Regions from separate parts of the Mus musculus genome. Here region 1 is linked to region 2. The links are chromatin loops, found by intact Hi-C in ENCODE. Cell type or tissue: gastrocnemius. All regions are shown on one strand. Each heading gives the region's core, and the rest is flanking DNA. Links, peaks and the distances in the headings are about the cores only. Region 1 has its middle 55 kb from the start of 1700019J19Rik. Region 2 holds the start of Gm39292 (a long non-coding RNA gene).

Region 1 (10,840 bases), core at 1,143-9,142, 120 kb before region 2:
ATCACACTTCCAAATTTTGTCTCTGTAACTCCTTCCATGGGTGTTTTGTTTCCTATTCTAAGAAGGGGCAAAGTGTCCACACTTTGGTCTTCGTTCTCTTGAGTTTAATGTGTTTAGCAAATTATATCTTATATCTTGGGTATCCTAAGTTTCTGGGCTAATATCCACTTATCAGTGAGTACATATTGTGAGAGTTCCTTTGTGATTGGGTTACCTCACTCAGGATGATGCCCTCCAGGTCCATCCATTTGGCTAGGAATTTCATAAATTCATTCTTTTTAATAGCTGAGTAGTATTCCATTGTGTAAATGTACCACATTTTCTGTATCCATTCCTCTGTTGAGGGGCATCTGGGTTCTTTCCAGCTTCTGACTATTATAAATAAGGCTGCTATGAACATAGTGGAGCATGTGTCCTTCCCTGCAGGATATAATGCATTGAAGAAAATGTTATACAACTTCTGTTCCTGTGGTTTCCATGAGGATGGGCACACTGATAGGTTTGGGGTAAACCAAAGAGTATGTCCAGAATATAATTTGAAAACCAGGAGGCAATTTTACATGTCATAAGTAGCAATAGAGGGGAGGTGAACTATAGAGAAGGATAGGTAAGCTGAAAAACTATTTAGAAGAAGTGACAGAGAGTAAGGGCAGTTTCTAAAGTGATACCATGAAACTCATTGGATGTAGAGATGGGGAGCCCATTTTAAGACCAGATACTACTTACTTGCCAGTACTTTTGGACAAAGAGGTTTCCCATCTGAGTCTGTTTCCAAGATGAGTGAATGATTTGTTCATTTTCCTATGACTTGGACTCTCGTGGTTTATCACAGAAAGCTGTGTCATGGGATTGAGGCTGTCTATCTACTGTATGTATTCAACATCTGAGAGAATTCTCTTCCAGGTAGTTCAGCTCACCTCTGTCTCTTTCAAGTTTATTTTTTAAATTATGTGTGTGTGGGGGGGTGTGCTTTTATGTATGTATGTATGTGTTGTATGTTGTGTTTCTATAGAAGCCAGAAGAGGGTGTTAGATTCCTTGGTGCTGGACTTATAGTTAGTTCTGAGCCTCCGACATAGGTATTGGGAAATGAACTTGGGTCCCCTGCAAAAGCAGCACTCATTATCAACCACTGAGCTGGCCTGCCAGCCAGTTTCTTTATTTTAAGTCAGGTTCCCAACATGGCACTCCAACAGTAGTATCTTTCAGTGTAATTCACATGGGACTTATTTAACGTGTGGTGGAATCAGGGATAAATGTTGTGAGAAGATAAAAAGCTTTCTGTAACACTTATGTGCATAGCATAGACAGCCTGAGCTTAGTATAAGCATGTTCCAGCTGGTTTCTGATTGACAGCTAAAGCTTGTCATTTATTAAGTTAATGCTCATAAAAAGAAGACCCATAGAAATAATATCGTGCATTTTCTTCTTTGGCGCCTCTTAAAAAGACCAAAAAGATGTTTGCAATTCCCTCAAACTTTTGTAAACATATGTAACATTTTATCTCAAATGTTCTTATAGAACTAAAGGCGCAGCTTCCACTCACTTTCAGGTGAAGATGCTAAGCTGGTCCTTATGTTTTATGTTTCGTCTCTGTCCTTAATTCAGTAATAATAAAAATTGCTACAACCCATTTCTTCTCATTCAATAGAAACTGAGCTTTAAAAAATAATAGCCATGTCAATGTTCATTTCAGAGCTAAGTAGATAGACTGAGACCCACGTGGCTATCCTGAGTGACATTTTCACTACTTTACCATTAACTGGGATATCACTACATCATACAAATAGCACAGACTCACAAATCACCCCACAAGAGCCTTCTGTGATGCCCACATCTTCCCCCCATTTCTTCCACGGGCTTATTTGTTCTTTCACTTGCTAATCCATCAGTGAGAGTGGATTGGTCACCACCTTTGCCATGATGCCTGTTAGGCCTCAGGCACGATGGGTACGTATAGACATACTGACATTACTTTGCATTGTGCAGCTGCTGAAGCCTCCAAATTAAAGTATTCGGTCCTGGCAGCAGGAGGGTTACAGTTACTTCTGACCGTCACAAAACCCAGCGTCTCCAAGGATCTTGCCTATATAGCCTCATGGTGTCTCTCTTAAAACCGAACCACCAGAATGCACTTACGGAGGTTAACTTAAATTTCCTTTGCTGAAACCTGTTTTTTTTTTTTTTAACATTTATTTTGCAATCACCTAATGAGTAAATAATGAACTTAATTCCATTTCCTGTTTATTCTCAACATGATGGCCTGATACTGCATCTGTGTATGCTGCAGTCTGAGCCCTCTTCATCTGAAGAAACAAAGCAGGCAGTGAGAAACAGGTTGCTTTTGTCTGGATGATGTCATCCAAGTCCGCAGTGAAGGATGCTGTCTGCCAGCTCTGGTTTTCTCTGCACTAAGAAACTGTCTTGTTTTTCTTTCTTTTGTTCTTTCTTTCTTTCCTTCTTTCTTTCTTTCTTTCTTTCTTTCTTTCTTTCTTTCTTTCTTTCTTTCTTTCTTTTTTTCTTTCTTTCATTTCCTCCACAGGGGTGCAGCGGGTCTGGGAGGGGAATGGAGCGGCCTGCACTCCCACTGACGATTCTAAGAGCACATGACAGAGTTAAACCAAGCTATTACTAAACCTGATCAGCTCAGAGGCAGTGCAATCAAAGCCTTCAATTACACCTGGGCGATTTAATCAACTCCCTGTCAACCTCAGGCTGGGGCTCCTCCAGTACTGTACAAATACAGTAATTACCACGCCAGCTTGCAATAAGATATCATTTCAGTGGATTAGAAAACACATTCTGTCCTCAATTACCAACAACCAATTTATAGGCCCTGAAACAAGCAATATTTTTTAATTGCTGCCTTTGTGTCATTATCTCAAAATTACTTCTCTTATGAGGCATTGAATTGTCTGAGCAATGTTGGGAGGGAGGGCAGAGGGGAGATTCAAAAAAACCTTGTGCTGTGCTCTTTCAGATGGAATAGGAATAGAAGCATCAACCTCCTTCCCTGCTGTGTTGGATTTTGAAATGAGAAAACAACCAAAACCCCAGAGACTCTCAACTATGTAAATGATCATAAACAGATCTGAGTGGTCCACCAGAAGATCGGAGACTAGGAATCCAGGAGTCAGATTTATTTTGACCTGGGCCTTTTCTCTTCTCCTAGCTAGATTTCTCCCCCACCCCACCCCTATCTTCCAAACTTCCTTTTGCAGAATATCATTCACTTCTTTTAAGGGTGTGCTTTCAGCTCATGCCACATTTGGCCACCGTCACTGGTGATTTGTAGAATTGAAAGATTTGAAATTGCTACCCATTGCCTCCGGAGCTCAGGTACCCTTCCAGAGTGATTTAGCTCCACTTGGCTGTCAAAAGAGTACTCAGGATTCTTGCCTTCCTGGTGCAGGGCACATTGAACACTCCCTGCTGACTTTCTCCATCCTGCCAGGCTCAGCTTAGTGGCAACAGAGCTAGTTTTCACAGGAAGTAATTTTGTTACTACAGAAAAAAATGTATTATTGTTAAATTACAAACCTTTCATAGACTTTACAATGTTGAACATGGTTCTAAGTATTTTAAAAATACTTTATCAGTTCTTGTTTCTTAGTCTCTCTAGGAGGGCTCAAGGAGGGACACAAGTTTCTCCCGGGGAAGGGGAAATAGAATAGATTCTGCCAGTGGACTGGGGGTGGGTGGGGAGGGAAACAAGAGGGATCAAGCTGGGGAGCAGGGATGGAGGGAAAGAATACAGGAAGAGATGGCTAAAACTGGGTGACTTTGGGGAGGGACAATGTGGAAACCTAGTGCAATGAAAATTTCCTGGAATCTACAATGGTGACCCAAGTGAAGCGTCGTAGTAATAAGGATTCTAGAATTGGCTTCTTCTGTGATCAGCAAGGTTTCTAACAGTGGGACTGAGACACAAACCCAGCCATAAAACCTTTGACCTAGATTATATTTTGTCCTGCCTGCAAGATGTGCTGGAGTAATTGATGGTGGCTCAGAGCTTTTGGGAGTGGTCAGCCAATGACTGGTCTAACTTGAGGTCCATGCCAAGAGTGGAAGCCCATGCCTGGCACTGCCTGGATGGCCAGGAACCAGAGGGTAGCCCAGAGACCTAGGATCAACAAAACTGGAAGAAGAAAAAAAAAGTTAATGAAATGATTCCTAACGATACTCTGCTATACTCATAGAGCAGAACCTAGCCCAGTCATTGTCAGAGAGGCTGCATGCAGAAACTGATGAGAGCAGATGCCGAGATCCACAGCCAAACATTAGGTGGAACTCGGGGGAACTCTGTGAAAGAAGGGACAGAAGGACTGTAGGATCCAGAGGGCTCGAGAACACCACAAGAACTTGACCTACAAAATCAACTAAGCAGGGCTCACAGGGGCTCACAGAGACTGAGGGGACAGTCACAGAGCCTGCATGGATCTGACTTATGCCCCCTGCACATACATCAGGGTTGCGTAGCTTGGCGCTCTCGTGGGAGTCCTAAGAGTGGAAATCAGGGAGAGGGATTGTCTTTGACTCTTTTAACTGCTCTTGGAACCCTTCTCCTCCTACTAGGTTGCCCTGTCCAGCCTTGATATGAAGGTTTGTGCTTAGTTTTATTGTAGCTTGTTATGCACATTCAGTTGATATCTCTGCGAGGCCTGCCCTTTTCTGAAGTGAAATGGAGGAGGAATGGGTCTGGGTGACGGGGGATGTGTAGGGAACTGTGAGAAGTGGAGGGAGGGGAAACTGCCATCAGGATGTATTATATGTGAAAAAAATAAAAAAAAAATGAATAAAAATAAGCCAGTACTGTATGGTCGACCATAGCCTGTGTCATTGTTTTTACTTCCTGGGCAAGGGGCCCATGAAGGGTTCAACGTTCTGGATGTAGTGGTTGAGATCTTAGGACATTGGACAAACTCCAAAGAGGAGAGGTTTTGATCCTGACACTGGCACTCAGTGGCTAATTAGCATCTTTAGTAGCAATATTTATTCAGAGTGCCAGGCACTTTTTAGGCATTTTTACATATGCTGCCATATTTAATCTTCATAATGACTCCATTAGGTAAAAACTATAGCTACCCTCCACTGAGCAGAGTTGAGAGGGTGAAAAGCTACTTGTCCAGAGTCATCCTGCAAGGAAATGGCACTTCTCTGCTCCTGTTCTTAACGACCCATTGCCCTTGTATTAGTGACTTCTCCCAGGCTGTGACAAAATGCATGATAGAAGTAATAGCTTCACAATCTAGTGATCCCATGAAGGAGTTCACGGTGGCAAGAGCATGGAGCTGGGGCGTCTCACTTCTTGACGACCAGAAAGCAATGGGTGAAGGGTATAGAACTCATGATCATCTCTGTTCTGTTTTATTCAGTCTGGGACTCTAGCCCATGGGTGGTACTACTCTCATCCAGGATGCATCTTCTGTACTCAGTTAAACATCTCTATAAATACCCACACTGACACTTGTAAGAAGTGTGTCTCCTCGGTGAGTTTAACTCTAGTCAAGTTGGTAATTGAGATGAACTACTCTGCACTGCCTCTAAGTGTGATCTCCCAAATCCCTAGTTTCCAAGCTATAGCCCACTACTTGGGCAGTGTCCTAGAGGTCTCAGACTATGTCCAACATCTTAAGGACACCATTATCTCCAACCCAAACCCACATATTCTTCATTATTTCTAATATTCTGGAAAGTATACCTTTATCTGCTTGGTAATCTAAGCCTAGGTATAATCCTGGCCTACCATCTCTCACTTGGAGAATTGCCATGATCTTCTGATGGCATGACTGAGATACACAGTGACCTCTTCAACACCCTGCTCCTGCCTCTGAACCCTCACCATGATAAGCTCCTGCAGACTGCTTTGTATAAAGTAATAGTGCTGCCTTCTCTTGTCTTTTTACAAGACATTACATTTTAACAGAAGCTCAATTTCTCAGATTTACAGCTTGTACATGACTAACTTAGGTTTGGAGCTTGATTCTGGAATGCTCTCATGAAAATGAAACTAAGTGGACCGTGATGATCTAGCCAATGCCATTTCAATTGCTCTGTAGCTGGTGACAAGTCTATTAGGCATAAAATTTAAGTGATTAAACCTATTAATCAGTCAAATTAGTTTTAAAACTCTATTATTTGCTTGTACTGCCACATAGTATTTTGCTTATTTTTTCAATCAAAAAACTTTATGCCTCAGAAAAGAAATCTGCATACAGGCTATGTCAGCCCAGTGGCATGCTGGAGATATTTGGATAGGGTAGAATGAAGTGGACTCAGGCTGGTCTTCCATGTGGATCTAGGTGCATCCCTCAGGGGTTATATACGTTAAAAATAACACCTTGTTTGTTCAGTCCCAGCTCCTGGAATTGAATCTGGTTGCTGACTGTGTAGACAGTCTTGACCAGTCATAATTCTCATGCCGTATGAGGAATCTGGCTAGAAGAAGCCATGCCACTCCTTGTCCTAAGATAATGGAGTCAGATTTGCCATCATGGCTTCTGGCCAGTTCTGTGAAGGTTCCCCTGAGTATACTCCTCCATGGAGAGAAGGAAGGAAAAAGACTGAAAGCAAATAGCACTGGATGACTCATAAAACTTGCCCCAATCTTTGGAGTCTGCTATATTTGATCCATGGGGTTCACAAACCATTACCAGAATAAAACAGGAAATGTCCTACAGAGTGTCCCTTCTCTACAGTAAAGGCCTTGTGAGCATCAGCTAAGGGTAGGAGATTGTGCCGGGAAACAGCACCACTCTGCCCCCAGAACCATCTCCAGCTTGCAGCAAAATTGCACACATCAGCAGAGAGGGAGCAGGAAAGGTTCCGGTTTTCCTTTGTTCTTCGCCCAGAGACAGAACTTGTAAGCACTCTTTGGAAGCTTGTTGAGAGATAATTTGCTCCAATTTTCCCCCCTGTGGATGGGACTCATCTCAAAGTAGGACGGGAGGACAGATTCATCAGCCCGCTCATTCTAGCCTCCACAGTTTCAGAGACCACTGTGACAAGGGAATTTTCTCCAGGCTGTCTCTTTTGTCATTTGAATGTTAACCCCTTCATTCACATGGAGTTGAAACTCGCTGCCTGTCAACCTGACATCCTCACTCAATGAAATACCTTTGCCTTTGTGATCTGAGACCAGGCCTTGCTCTTATTTCCTATCTGGAGCCCAGTGGAAAGACTCTGGGAGCAAAGGACTAGTCAGTCCTCCAGACCTAGACCTATCACCAGGGCAGTGGTTTCTACACTTCTTAGTGCTGTGACCTTTTAATACAGTTCCTCATGTTGTGGTGACCACCCCCAAACATAAAATCATTTCATTACTACTTCATAACTAACTTTGCTACTGTTATGAATTATAATACAAATATATATTATGTCACCCAAAGGGGTCGCGACACACAGGTTGAGAACCACTGCACTAAAGGAAGCCTGCACAGAATATATGACCCCCCTCCCAATCCAGTTCTTTCTCTTTGTCTAAAATAAACACTTGGTGAATGTATGCCGTGTGCCAGGCACCAAAGATAAAACTATAAACAAGAGAGTCTTTTTCCTCAAGGATATCCAGGAAAAGCAATTAAAGACCTTTATAGACACTATGTACGTGAGTGGGTCTAGATTGGAGTACGGATCGTGAGAAATTCTGAGAATAAAACAATGGCTCATCTGAGATCTAGGGAATGATTTTATTACGCAGAGGGAGAAGGAAATTCTGGGAAAAGCCCTGTGCAAAGGCTCTGTGGTAGGTGGTGACAAAGTATCCATGGGGAGACTCGGGTGCATGGAGAACGGTAGGACACTCACAGATGCAGCTGTAGAGACAGCACAAGGCCTCAGCCACCTGAAGATTACAGTCCTATAGCATAGTTAATACACCATTGAAATGCTTTAGCTGACAGGAAACCACTCAATTCTTCAAGCTAAAATGTTCATTAAGTCAAAGGTAAGCTGTTTAACTAACCAGCCTACAGAATGAGCTTTCTGTAGTTTACCACTGCTAGAAATCCTCTATGCCCAGGTCTCAGCCCCCAACACCAACTCTTTTATGCTCTATGTTTGTGTTTAAACCAACACCATGCTGCTTGCTTTATTATGATTCCCCTGTGGTTCTGCCTGAAATGATGTAGCTCAATTTGAAAATACCTTCAAAGATCTTTTATTGTTCAGGATTGTTTTGTTTTAGCTCTTCTGGGGATTTTTGTTTTTTGTTTGTTTTGTTTTTTTTCTATATGAGGTTGAGAATTGTCCTTTCAAGGTCTGTGAAGAATTGTGCTAAAACTTTGATGGGGGTTGCAATGAATTTGTATTTTGCCTTTGGTAGGCTCTCCATTTTTACTTTATTAATTCTAGAAATCCATGAGATCATCCTGTCTTTTGATATTTTCTTCAATGTCTTAAAGTTTTTATCATACAAATCTTTCACTTGCTTTGTTTGGGTTATCTCAAGACACATTATATTATTTGAAGCTATTATGAGAAGCAGTGCTTTTCTGGTTTCTTTCTCAGGCTGTAACTTTGTATAGAAAGGTTACTGATTTTGTGAATTAATTTCATATCCAACTATTGTACTCAAAGTGGTTTTTCAGTTGTATAGGTTTCCATTAAAAGTTTGAGTCATTTGTACATAGGACTATATCACTGCAAATAACGATACTTAGTCTTCTTCCTTGCACATATGTATCCTCTTGATCTCCTTCAGTTGTCTCATTAAGCTAGATAAAACTTCAAGTTCTGTATTGAATAGATATGGAGAGAGTGGACAACCTTTTCTTATTCCTGACTGTAGTAGAATTGCTTTGAGTTTCTACCCATTTATGCTGATGTTGCCTATGGTCTTGTTATGAGCTGTCTTTATTGTGTTTAGGTACACCCCTTGTATTCCTACTCCTTCTAGAATGTTTATCATGAAGGGGCATGGATTTTGTCAATGGCCTTTTCTGCATTTAATGAAATGGTTGTGTGTTTTTCTTTCAATTTATTCATATGGTAGATTATATTTACTGATATTTGTATGATGAACGATGCCTACACCTCTGAGATGAAGCCTATTTGATCATGGTGGATGATCTCTTTGGTGTCTTCTTAGATATGGTTTAGAAGTATTTTGTTGAGCATTTTTGCATCTATGTTCATAAGGGAAATTAGTTTGTGGTTTTCTTCTTTTGTTGAATTTTATGTGGCTTGAGTATCAGGGTAACTGTGTTTGAATAAAATGCATTGGGCAGTGTTCCCTTTGTTTCTAATTTCTGGAATAATTTGAGGTGTATTGGATTTAACTCTTCCTTAAAAATTTGCTAGAATCCTGCACTAAAACCATCTGGCTTTGTGCTTTTAATTTTTTTTATGCGCATGCACATGCGTGTGTGTGTGTGTGTGTGTGTGTGTGTGTGTGTGTGTGTGTGTGTGTGTATGTGTGTGTGCGTGTTGGGAAATTTTCATTGACACCTTCTATTTCGCTAAGGGTTATAAGTCTGTTTATATTTCTTTTCTGATATTGACTTAAGTTTGGTAAGTGGTGTGTATGGAGAAAATTATCCCTTTCTTTTAGATTTTCTAATTTGGTGGAGAACAAGTTTTGAAAGTCCATCCTTGTGTCTCTCTGGATTTTCAGTGTTTGTTTTTATATCGCCCTTTGCATTTCTAGTTTTGTTAATTTGGGTCTTCTGTCTCAGACTTTTAGTTAACTTGGATAAAAGCTAGTCAATCTTATAGATTTTCCAAAATAACAACTAAAAAAAGAACAAAAGTCTTTGTTTCATTGATTTTTTTTTCTGTTTTCCTGATTTCAGCTTTAAATTTGATTATTTCTTCTCATTCTCTTCTTTTGGGCTTGATTTCTTCTTTTTGTTTTAGGGACTTTGGCTGTGTTGTTAAGTTACTAGTGTGAGAGCTCTCCATTTTTTTTTTATAGGTACTTAGTGCTATAAACTTGCCTCTTGGCACTGCTTTCATTGTGATCCATCAACTGGGGCATGTTGTATATTCATCTTCATTCAATTTTAGAGAGTTCTTAATTTATTTCTTAATTTCTGTCTTGACCCATTTATCACTCAGTAGTGAGTCATCAAATTTTTATGAGTTTATAAGCCTTTTATTTTTTTTCTGTTGTTGTTGATAACCAGCTTTAATCGATGGTGGTTAGATAGGTTGCAGATGTTATTTGGAGATGTTATTTCAATTTTCCTATATTTGTTGAGTTTTGATCTGTGACCACTGATTATGCAGTCAGTGTTGGAGAAAGTTCCATGAGGTGCTGAGAAGAGAGTGTATTCTTTTGTGTTTAAATAAACTATTCTATAAATATGTTAGGTCAATTTGGTTTATAACATCAGTTAGTTCCAGCATTTTTCTGCTTAGTTTTTGTCTGAATGACCTGTCTATTGACAAGAGTAGGGATTGAAGCCTTCTACTATCAATGTGTGAGGATCAACATGTGATTTAAGCTTCAAGAGGGTTTCTTTACAAACTTGGGTGCCCCTGTGTTTGGTACATAGATATTAAAGAATTGCAGTATCTTCCTCATAGATTTTTCCTTTGATGAACATGTGGTGTCATTTCCCAACTCTTCTGATTAGTGTTGGATTAAAATCTGTTTCGTCACATATTAACATGGTTACACCAGCTTGCTTCTAGGGTCTATTTGCTTATCCTGAGGTGATATCTGTACTTGATGTGAAAGAATATTTCTTGAATGCAACAGAAGGATGGATCCTGTTTTTGCATCCATTCTATTAGTCTGTGTCTTTTTATTGGAGAAATGAGATCGTTAATGTTAAGAGGTATTAATTAGCAGTGGGCTTTTTTGTTTGTTTGTTTCTCTTAATTTGCTGTTGTGGTTG
Region 2 (10,840 bases), core at 1,826-9,825:
TTCTCTGTGTGTGTATGCTCTGTCTCTGTCTCTGTCTTCTCTCTCTCTCTCTCTCTCTCTCTCTCTCTCTCTGTGTGTGTGTGTGTGTGTGTGTGTGTGTGTGTGTCCCATAGCCTTGGGCAGGGTTGATACTAATGTCTCATTCAGGGCAGAACCTGCAATCAAAGTCACTTATTCAATCAACTCTGACCGCTAGGAGCTCTACATTAACTGCTGCCCACGACAGCTTCCATTTTTATGGAACTGGTAATCCTTGCCTCACATGTGTGCATGCATGTTCATATGAATAAGTAACCTGGACGGTGTCCGCTTAGATTGAGATATGAAGGACATGGTGGGGCATGAATCATATGGTGTGTTTTTGTACCATTTCACTACTCAGTATGTTTATATGGTACAGCTTCACTCAAACACAATAAAGAAGATAATCTTTGACACGTGCAATTGCTACTGTCACCACCAATAAATTAAGAATTAAAATAAAAAGTAGGCATGGTGGCTCATCCCTGCCATGCCAGCACTTTGGTGGTAGAAACAGGGTGACAGCAAGGGCAGCGGAGGCAGGAGCTAACCCCTGTCTCCAAACAAGTAATGGAAAAAAATAAAAATGACAGTGTTTTCAAAGAAAATGTCACCTCACAGGCTGACCATGTCTGAGCTTATAAAGCCAGGTACCCTGTTCTCTTAGAAGAGTTAGGAAGTGACTTGGAAGAGGAAGTCGGGGGACTGGTGGGCCATGTCTCATTCCTGTGTGAGGTGCCTCAATTCTCCCTCTAGGAAACCCTTCCAGGAACACAGGCTTTCTGATGAAGTTTCTCCTCTGGGTGTCCAGTCCTCTTCTCGGGACCTCTGGGCTCTGAGGCCACCCCCTTCCTAGATGGTCTAGTTGAGGCCATGTGCACACATACTCGGGGACACATACCCTGCCAGTGGCTGTCTTTACATGTAGATTGCATAATAGTCTTTATTCAATGATGGCTCAGGCAAACAAAATGAGGGTTGTGTCGATATAGTTTAGCCAAACTCTGCCACCCATGAGCTAGCCAAGTGTCTGGGGAATTTGGTCAGGATGGACTTGGGCCGTTTGTCCTAGGCTATAGCCAACCCTTTCTCAGCCTACATTTGCATAGAATAAGTTGTAAATGAGGAACACACTATTGGAACATGTTTTGAGTTATTTACATTCGTTCAACTCTAACAGCAAAGCAGAGCCTCGGGGCCACAGATGCAGGAACAGTATCTTCTAGAGAATAGAGAAGCATCTTGATTTCATTACTGCTCCCGAGCCGTCCAGATGCGCAGCTAACTGTTGGAGCTGAGGGAGACCTAGTCTACATTAAGAGTTGTAGTTGAGCATATGCGGCTGCTGTCTGCGTGTAAAACTCAGTTTGGAGGTGCTTTGTCCTCTCTTGTGCTCTAACAAAGACGCACATCCTGATAGACACCCTCTGTATGATGTCAGAAGCCCACGACTCTCTGAGGACATAGTTGTGTAAGTCTGTCTCCTCTTCTATTCTGGCCAAATTAAGAAGAACAAGTCTCTTTTTAAAAGAATTCTCTCACTCTCCATCTCAGCCCCACTTCCTGTGTATGTGCAAGGTGCATGTATGGTCATGTATGTGAATGTGTATGAGTACATGCTAAGGCACACATGTGGAAGATGCTGGTGCTGGTCCTCTTCATCCACCCTATTTGAGGCAGGGTCACTTGTTCTTGGAGCACACACCAGACTTACTGGTCTTTCAGCTTATGGGAATTCTCCTTCTCTGCCCATCACCTCATTGTAGGCACACTACCGTGCCCAGCTTCTCCTGGGTTCTGAAGATCTGAACTCAGGTCCTCACACTTGCCCACTGTGCCATCTCCCCAGCCCAGGATGCGCCTCTTGCTTCATCCTCATCTCAAAACTTCAGCTGAATGAGGAATTCTTGACCATGAGTGAATCTATACGATTCTTTTACAGATGATTACATTTGAGAATCATTTTTGAATTCAAGGACCTGTATGGTACAACTTTCTCAGAGACAGCAGATGATCAATGACAAAATCCTGAGTTATTTGAGGGACAGAGGGATGGATGAACGGACTTCTGAGTATCCACCTGCCCATGAAATCCTGCTGGGTCTTAGCTTGCCATTTCTGGAACTAATCATATGGTCAAAAGCATGTTGCATAGGATATACACAGGGCCAACCTCACAAATGGACACTCCTGAAAAGAGAACCCATCTCCACAGAAGTCAGGCTGCTTTCCAATGGCAGGCCTCCCAGGGGATGCAGATGAAAGGGCACATTCAACTTTATGTTTTATAAAACATGGGGTAACAGATACCCTGAGAAAATGAGAAAAGCAAAGCTGGGTGAGCTAAGAGAGGTGGAAAGTTAAGGCTTTCACTGGGAAGCCTGTTGGGCTTCAGTCTACCTTCCCGGCTACACACTGATTCCCACAACCTGGATTCCCAACCCACCATGTTGCCACAGACTTTGTAATAATCATGAAGTATGGCATTCAGAGGGCACTTACCTGAAAAACCAGCAGAAATCTTTATCAGATGCCCAAACTGTGCACCGGTGATAGCATCAGAAGGTCAGAAGAGAGGTCTAGCCTGATGGTGTTGATCTTGGGGGTCATGAGAATCTTGGAAATGGGAACTAGAAGACTATACAGAAAGAATAAGAGACAAGGATAAGAGACAAGCTCCTACCACAGGAGGAGCTGTTAGAGGAGGGGAGTCTGGGAGGTAGCTGGCACATGAATGCTCAGATACCTAGGATGTCCAGCCACAGGGTAGTGACCAGCCCACCTAAAAGGGAAGGCCAACAGCTGGTGATGAATGCTTTCTGAGTGATCTTGGGCAAGCTATTTCATGTCTGTGTGCCTCAATTTCCTTGTATCTAAAATGGTAACCACAATACTGCCTATCTCAGCATTGTTATGAGAATTTTTAAAATAAAATTATAGAAATAAGACCAATGACTCATTACCTCAGTGACTAAACACCATAGAGTAGACAAGGCAAAGGTGACAGGGTGTCCACCAGAGTTGGTGCAGTGTGCATTTGATTGGCAGGTCACACCATGTGGTCTGGACTCACAGAGAAGCTGGCTTTGGAAACTGAGCTGAGGTCCCCATCTCCACTTTGGACCCAGGCCTGTTTGTCTCAAAGTGTCCTCCATGGTCTGAGACAGGCTGCCCCTTAACTCTGTGACAGGGAGGGAAGAGGTCACCCCACGAATAAAAACAGTGTGTCTTTTAGAACAGCTTGGTCAACCATTTCCAACAGAGGTAACCATCATTTATCCCATGGTATAAAGGTGCCTACAGTGGGGAGGAGAAGACAGGAACTCAGCCTCAGCAAGCTAGGTAAGAGCATGAAGAGACAGCTCAACAGAGAATACCAGATGCCTGCCTTGACTTCCCAGTTGGTTTCTGTTGGACATGTCTACGTCCCCAGTGTGACAATCTCACCTTTCTGATGTTATTTTTTTTTCTCTTAACTTAAAAGCCTCTGTGGAGGTGACACTGAGGTAACGCTGTGCTCTGCCAGTCTATTGGCAACTCCAGCCAGTATGACTGACTCAGTGTGGCTGCCTCAATCAATTTCTGCTAGATGTTTTAAATGTTCCTCTGTCTCTCTCCCTCCCTCGCTCCCTCCCTCTCTTCCTCTCCCTCTTCCCCCATCTCTCTCTCTTTCTCTCTCTCTCTCTCTCTCTCTCTCTCTCTCTCTCTCTCTGTGTGTGTGTGTGTGTGTGTGTTTAATCTTTTACTTTGGCTTGCTGTATACTTAACAAATTCACTCATTTAACGCCCCCCCCCCACATATGAATACCCCCCCCACATATGAATACGGTAGAACTTTCTCTGGGTTACACAGAACAACAGAGCATCTGAGGAGTGGGGACATCTGCAGGGCTGGGAATAGAAGCCAGATTTGTTAAATCTAGAGAGGGAGGTAAGGAATAAAAACTTTAGCCAGCTTTGTTTCTGTCACATGAGTACTGATTCTAATATAGGATCCTGTTAGTTTTAATGTTTCCCAGGTAGAACATAAGCGTTAACAGGACAGTGGCTATGTCTGCCCTGAATCCCAGTGTGTAGAGCATGTAAGCACACAGAGAAATTCAGCAAGGGTTTGTTGAATGACTGCAAAGAAGGTCATAGATGTGGTGGTGGGACAGACACTAGGATGATTTGTTGTGGCAACCCCTTTACTCCACAGACCTATAAAGTTCATGTGGAATTGCAGTGCCACGGTGATGGTCACAGCTGAGCCCTCAAGATTGGCTTAACCTCAGAACCCTGGGAATATGTTGGTTATTGGAGTAGGAGACTGTGAAAGGGAGCCGAATCTCACCCTCCAGCTCTTACACCAGCCACTTATCCTCCACCTTCTGCCATGGTATAGGCCCCTCGTGGACACCACTGCTACGCTTCTGGAATTCCCAGGCTCCAGCATTATCTTCTTTATAAATCACTCAGCCTGAAGTAGACTGTTACAAATGAGCTAAGTCCTGTTTAGTTTTAACTGTCAACTTGAAATCTAGATTCACCTGGAAAGAGAGTCTCATTGAGGGATTGTCTACACTAGGCTGGCCTGTGGGGAACTGTCTTGATTGCTAAATTGTTGTAGGAAGACACAGCCCACTGTGAGCAGTACCATTCCCTAGGCTGCCCTCAAGTGTATAAGAGTAAGGAAAGCTAGCAATTGACTAAGGAGGCAGGCAGGCAGATGGCTACATTCACTTCTTTAATCTTGACTGTGGCTAAACTGTGACCAGCTGTTTAGCCTCTTGCTGTGTGACTTCTCTACAAGCACGGCTATGAAATAGAATTGTAAGTCAAATAAACCCTTTCCCTCCTACTTTGTTCTTTGTGAGGGTATATTATTATAGCAACAGGCACAAAACTACAGCAGTTTGACAAAGTTCTGACTACAAAGTAATTTATGGTTTTGTTTTGATTTTTGTTTTAAACACAGATTTCCTAGGCCTCTTTCCTCCATACACTCTGAATGGACACCTGTGACTGCGCTCTAGCCTTTGCAGTAATGGTTTACAATTTCTAACCCATATGCTAGCTTGATATACCCCTGAATATAAAAAGAAGCCAGGCAGTGGTGGTGCATGCCTTTAATCCCAGCACTTGGGAGGGAGAGGCAGGTGGATTTCTGATTTCGAGGCCAGCCTGGTCTACAGAGTATGTTCCAGGACAACCAGGGCTATATAGAGAAACCCTGCCTCAAAAAAGAAAAAAACAAAACAAGACAAAACAAACAAACAAACAAACAAAACAAAAAAGAAAAAAGAAAAAATTCAAGCCTCTTCATAATTAGAGTCAGATACTTTTTTTTAAATATACTTGACTATTGGAATCTTAAATAAAATTCTACCTCAGAGGCACTGTAACAAGAGAGTCAAGGTAGAAGAAATGGGTTAGACCTCAAGAAGAAAATGACCAGCTAAGCAGTTTCCAGTTGACACCATGCCTTCTACTTGGCAGTAATAATCTACTGAGAGGTAGCCATGTCCCACACAGAAGGCTTGGGAGCCTAGACAACACAGGCCAGAAAGGCAAGGAAATGGACCATGCAACCAAGAATTATACTAAAATCTCTAAACAGCTACCAGGGAATTCTCATAAGTCTGGAACTTCTGTCTGGTTCTAAAAATATACAGAATGAACAGTGATATTTCTCAGGGAAACAAAAGAAAACATTTTCGTCATAGCTTATCATGAAGCCTGGCCATTGAAAATAGAACATATGAAATGGTATAAAAAGGCCCCATTTCATCAGGAATATATGTACAACTTATGGCCCTACTCAGAGCTGGCCTCCAGCACCATCTCCCAGAGCCAAAGGCACCCTGTAGTCCAAATAGCACAGACTTGGTCACCTTTCTCAAATGAGTAACATAAGCTAACTGTCTTAGTTGGGGTTTCTATTGCTGTGATAAAACACTGACCACAACAGCTTTAGTGGTAAGGGTTTATTTAATCTTAGGCTTATAAGTAACTGTCCTTCACTGGGGAAAATCAAGGCAAGAACTCAAGTAGGAACTCAGATGCAGAAACTGAAGCAGAAACCAAAAGAGGAATGATGCTTACTGGCTTGCTCTTCATGGGTTGCTCAGACTACCTTCTTGTACAACTTAGCACTACCTACCCAGGGTTGGTACCATTCACAGTGCCAGGCCCTCCAACATCCATCATTAGTCAAGAGAATGGCCTGACAGACTTTCCTACAGGCCAGTCCTCTTCCTGAATGACCTGAGCTTGTGTAATGTTGACAAAATCCAGTCAGCACACTGACCCATGTTCCCGGGCTTGCAATGAATGCTTAACCCAGTGCCTATTGAACAAATGAAGCTCCCAGCTCCTATGTAGCCTCTTGTGGGTGCTGCTCTGGCTTATCCAGGCAGAGTAAGCTAATTCCTTACCCCTTTCTCCACTGCTATACCTGGCTCCATATCAATGATGCAAAATATTAAATTCTGACGTGATAATTTGCATATATCATCTCTCAGAATATTACTTCTCAGGATAGAATTGTGTATTCAGAAAAATGCTGTGTAGGGAAGTTATTTATTTATAACTTCATTTCTGTGCAATAATTGAGCACAGATTCCCATTTTATAGATGAGAAAACTATTCCTCTGGTGTTCAGGTAAATTCCTCAAAGTTATATAATAAGCAAGCAGGAAACTACTTCTTAGGTCAATGTCATGATCTCTTCCAGTACAGTACAGTACAGTACAGTACAGTACAGTGCCTTTTGCTTGGTTTTGTTTCTTTGTTCAGAGGTCTGGACATTCAATAAAGGAATAAAAGTCAAATGATAAGTGCTTTGAGAGCAGGACCTCATCTATAACTGAGAGCAGAATCCACTTCTGAAGCTAGTTTTAAAGTCTGTACCCTCTAAGTGGTCCATGCATGTCTGAGCAAGATAGTTTAACATGTGTGCAAATGGATTCCATGTGCCACCTGCCATGGCAGCAAGACTGTAATTGCATCTACAAGAAGAGCAGCTCTGCACCAACCATATAAAAAGGAGAGCATCCTCCATGCTATGTGTGGTACCCACAGCCTAACCCAATGGGGAAGCCATTCTAGATGTGTACACAGGTGTCAGGCATCCAATTCTGGCAGGCCTGTGAGGATGTGATGCCACTAACAGTATCTGAATTCTGGTCCTCAAGAACTTTGGCCACTAAGCCATCTCCCCAGCCATGAGGTCCCTTGTGATGGTTAATCTTGCCAACTTCAATTCTGTAGAAGACAAACCTCTAAATATGTCTGGTGTGGGAGTTTCCAGGGAAGTTTAACTGAGAAGTCCCTCCTTGAAAGTGGGAGTCTGGAGTCTAGGCTGTGTAGAGAAAGCAAGCTTCGCACCTGAGTTCTCTCTGATCTCTGACTGTGGGTGCATCGTGTCCAGCCCAGTCATTCACACTACTGTGGCCTTACTTTCCCAGCATGCTTTTTCTGCCAGGATGAACCAAAATAAACCCTCCCTTCCTGAAGTTGCTTCTGCTGGGTTTTGTCAGTGCCATAGAAAAGGGAAAGTTTCCCCCACACTGACCTGGCACTGAGAGCTGGGTAAGCAATCTATGCGCAATTTTGGCCTAATCACAAAGGCTGAGTCTAGTTTACCGACCAACTGCAAAAATCAGGTTGTCTTAGGTGCCCCATCGTTGCTAGTTCATAAGATTTTACTTCTACCCATTATCTCCTTCTTTGATTGGAAGTGTTAAAGGGCCACTTTATGTCAAGTATGTCAAGTGGCATTAACTGGAGAGCTCAGTCCTTTAGAGCCTGGGTCAGGAGAGAGAATGGTCCCTGAGGGTGTGCTAGGCCTTGGGAAGAAGAAGACCCTGAGAAGCAGCTTGCCCAGCCTTCTCATGGAATGTGTGCATTTCACATTGCTAATATCATGACTCAGAGGGAAGGAATTGCAGGGTAAGAAGGTTTCCAACCTACCCAGTTTACATTGCCATCTTTTCTTTAAACTCTGCCAAATTGAAATGTAAACAGTGTCTTAACTTGCTGGAGCTTTTAGGGGAGAGGATGATCCACATGGAGCCTCTTGGTCTCTGGGTTTGTCCGTGTTTGTGGGTGCTACTTTTTCAAATAGCTGCTGTATTTGTCTGCAAGACAAATAAATGAAAGCAACAGGCATTGTGCCCACAGGCCTATGAGCATGGTCCCACAGGGTATGGCTTCCAGAGCCTTCTGGCAGTAACCTGTCTGAAAACAGCAGAGAGAACAGTAGAATTCTTGGGCCACAGTTCTTGATTTTTCCATTGGCTTTGCACATCTGGCTCTTCTCCCTGCCACCAATTCCCACCAATCATCCATCGGATAAGCAGTTCTCTTAGGATGCCAATGCCCCATTGAGGGAGGCTGGGAGTGTGTGAGTCAAGCTCACAAAATGGGTCTGCTCCATCTTTCCACATCCTTCTGTAGCCCCAGAAATGGGCTCCTGAAAATAGGCACAAGAGTGCACAAGCACTGTTTCTCAAGCAAAAGAAGACAGTAGCAGACATGGACACTGTGGAAAAGAGAACAAAGCCAACAGTGCCACAATGAGAAATCCCACCAAAGACATGAGATAGGAAAGTTGGGAGACGAGCAGGAGAAGCTGGGAAATGATACTGGCATTAATGCCAATACTGAGAACTAACAAAAGGCTTGTCCGTTCACAAAGAGCTTTAACACACATCAGGTCAGTGACTTAATCACAGCACCCAGGATGGGTGTCAGAAGGGCCTTTTCCTAACAATGGCACCTCAGGGAGATCAGTTCCCTTGCTAGACAACATCTGACTAAACCAGAACTTTGTGCTTCCTTCCCCAATCCAGGACTCAGAACAGGGGACAGGCTGCCTGGTGCAAACCTGCACTGGTGACTTAAAGCAGGCAGCTTTGCTGTTACTCAAGGGAGGGGACAACCTTGTGAGAAGGAGTTAGGATTCTCAACTGCAGGGAAGAAACAGGCTAGGCGTAGCTCAGCAAGTTGCTTCAGTCACGGGTCACGTAGCTAGAAGAAGCAGAGGTGGAATTTGATCTCCAGTCTGCCTGACGCCAAAGAGCAGAGCAAGACCAGCCCTGCAGTCCTGGCAGCAGCCTTTGTCTGCTGCCCTGCTCCTGTGAGGGATGGAAAATACCCTGTTTAAGCCAAGTGCCTTGCGTTGGAATTTCAGCAATACCACCTCCTAGCTTGGTGACCTTGTGCAAGTCACGTTACCTCTCTGATCCATAAAATGAAGAAGCCAGAATTAAATTCTAGATCAAATTTCAACTCTTGTACACACAGTGTTTGTGCTTATTTGAATCTTTGCATAGGAATGGAGTTTCAAAAGGGACAGGGAAGTACCACCCACAGACAGAGCAGAGCAACAGGCATGGAGGCCTGTGGGAAGCTGCCCTTTTGAAAAGCAGATGTTAACAGAAATTAATCGGATCCCCTGCACTGGATACCCACCCACCCCACCCCACCCCTGCCCTCAGTGGTGCTGCCCTGGACGGTAGACAGCTGCTGATTCCTAGTCAGACAATGTTTCCTAAAATAGGTGCTTAGCGTCAGAGTAAGGGTTCAGGCTTTGTCCCCAGAGAACACAGGATGACAGACCTGGCTGTGCACAGGACACCAGCTCTCTCCCCAGGAGCAACCACTTCTCCTGCCCCTTAGAGCCCCTGTTTATGTTCCCATCCCCATACCTACTTGTTTTCCACACAGATAACGTCTGAGCGTTATATTCTTTCACGATTACTGAATACACCAAGAACAATTAATTTCTTTAACAAAATCTCTGCTGAGCACCTCCTGTGTGTCAAGGAAATTTAGAATAGAAGGGAAGGTGTGTCTAAGGTCTCTCTAAGACCCTGAAGAGAGACTTGCTGTCTCCCTGCTCTGGGTCCTCTACTAAGGAATAAACAATCCTTGCCTATGTTTGCTTATTTTACATCTGGGACTGACCAACTTCCTGGCCTTTCTCTAGACATCAACATTTTCAATTTTCCTCAAATCTAAATTAAATTCTCTGGAAGACTGCATCATTGTCCTACCACATTTTAGGAAAGAAAATACTAGAGAATTCTCAAGTCACTGTTATTAATCACCTTCCTTCCCTAAGAAGTTACAGGTAATGTGCAGCAGCAGCCGCAGCAGCCGCAGCAGCAGCATACATGATGATGTCACACCTCTCTACATACCGAGTGACAGCAATCTTTCATTTGGGCAACTCTGTTCTTCTGGTTTTCCACTTCTTTGGATAAATCTAAAACAGCAAACTGGAAATCAGTGGTGGGGCTTTTTTTTTTCCAGAAAAAGCCTTCTAAAGTCAAAGTTGATACTGTACAGGGCATGAAGCTCAGAAGTGTGCTGGCAATTTCACAGCAGCAAGATGGCGTCACTGAGAGTGTGTCTTGTTCTGTATTCAACACTAAGCCTTCAGATCCGATTGAACGGAGACAAACTCAACACTGAGCCTTCAGAGCCAATCATATGCAGAGGGACATTAACAAAATAATCAGGATGGAACCAGGCCAGCTTCAACATGGAACATGAGTGGGTGGAGTACCAGAACCGATTCCACACTCTAGTGTGGACAGGAGGTCTCCCATAGGCCCAGTTCAGACCTCCCTGCACAGTCATCCTCTCATACAACTGACTGAGAGACTTACCCGTATCCCCACTGTCCTCACAGACATGTGCAACACTTTATTCTCTTCCTTAAGAGCCATTTAAATCACAAGCTCCACATCCAATTTCCTTAGTATTATCTGAATGGCTCCCTTCCTAGAGTAATCTAAACCGCTTACCACAGACAGCATCTTTGGGAGTA

The links. Peaks named below come from ENCODE experiments on the same cell type or tissue, not always from the same donor. Only the 100,000 strongest peaks of a DNase experiment are listed, where the experiment ranks them.
Region 1: a loop joins it to region 2, with 1.8 times the contacts of the local background. A loop is called at or near these places in 2 of 42 quality-filtered maps.

What each region holds. Positions count from the first base shown.
Region 1 is chr9:14,029,218-14,040,057 of GRCm38, forward strand. No RefSeq gene overlaps it. Among named protein-coding and RNA genes, the nearest start is that of 1700019J19Rik, 55 kb to the right of the region's middle. In gastrocnemius, for the core only: no CTCF peak of the experiment used is centred there; no DNase peak of the experiment used is centred there.
Region 2 is chr9:14,149,235-14,160,074 of GRCm38, forward strand. It overlaps Gm39292 (a long non-coding RNA gene), which reads right to left and starts at 3,342. Exons shown (of 3, transcript XR_870548.1): 1 at 2,985-3,342; 2 at 2,524-2,659. In gastrocnemius, for the core only: no CTCF peak of the experiment used is centred there; no DNase peak of the experiment used is centred there; H3K27ac peaks cover 1,334 bases.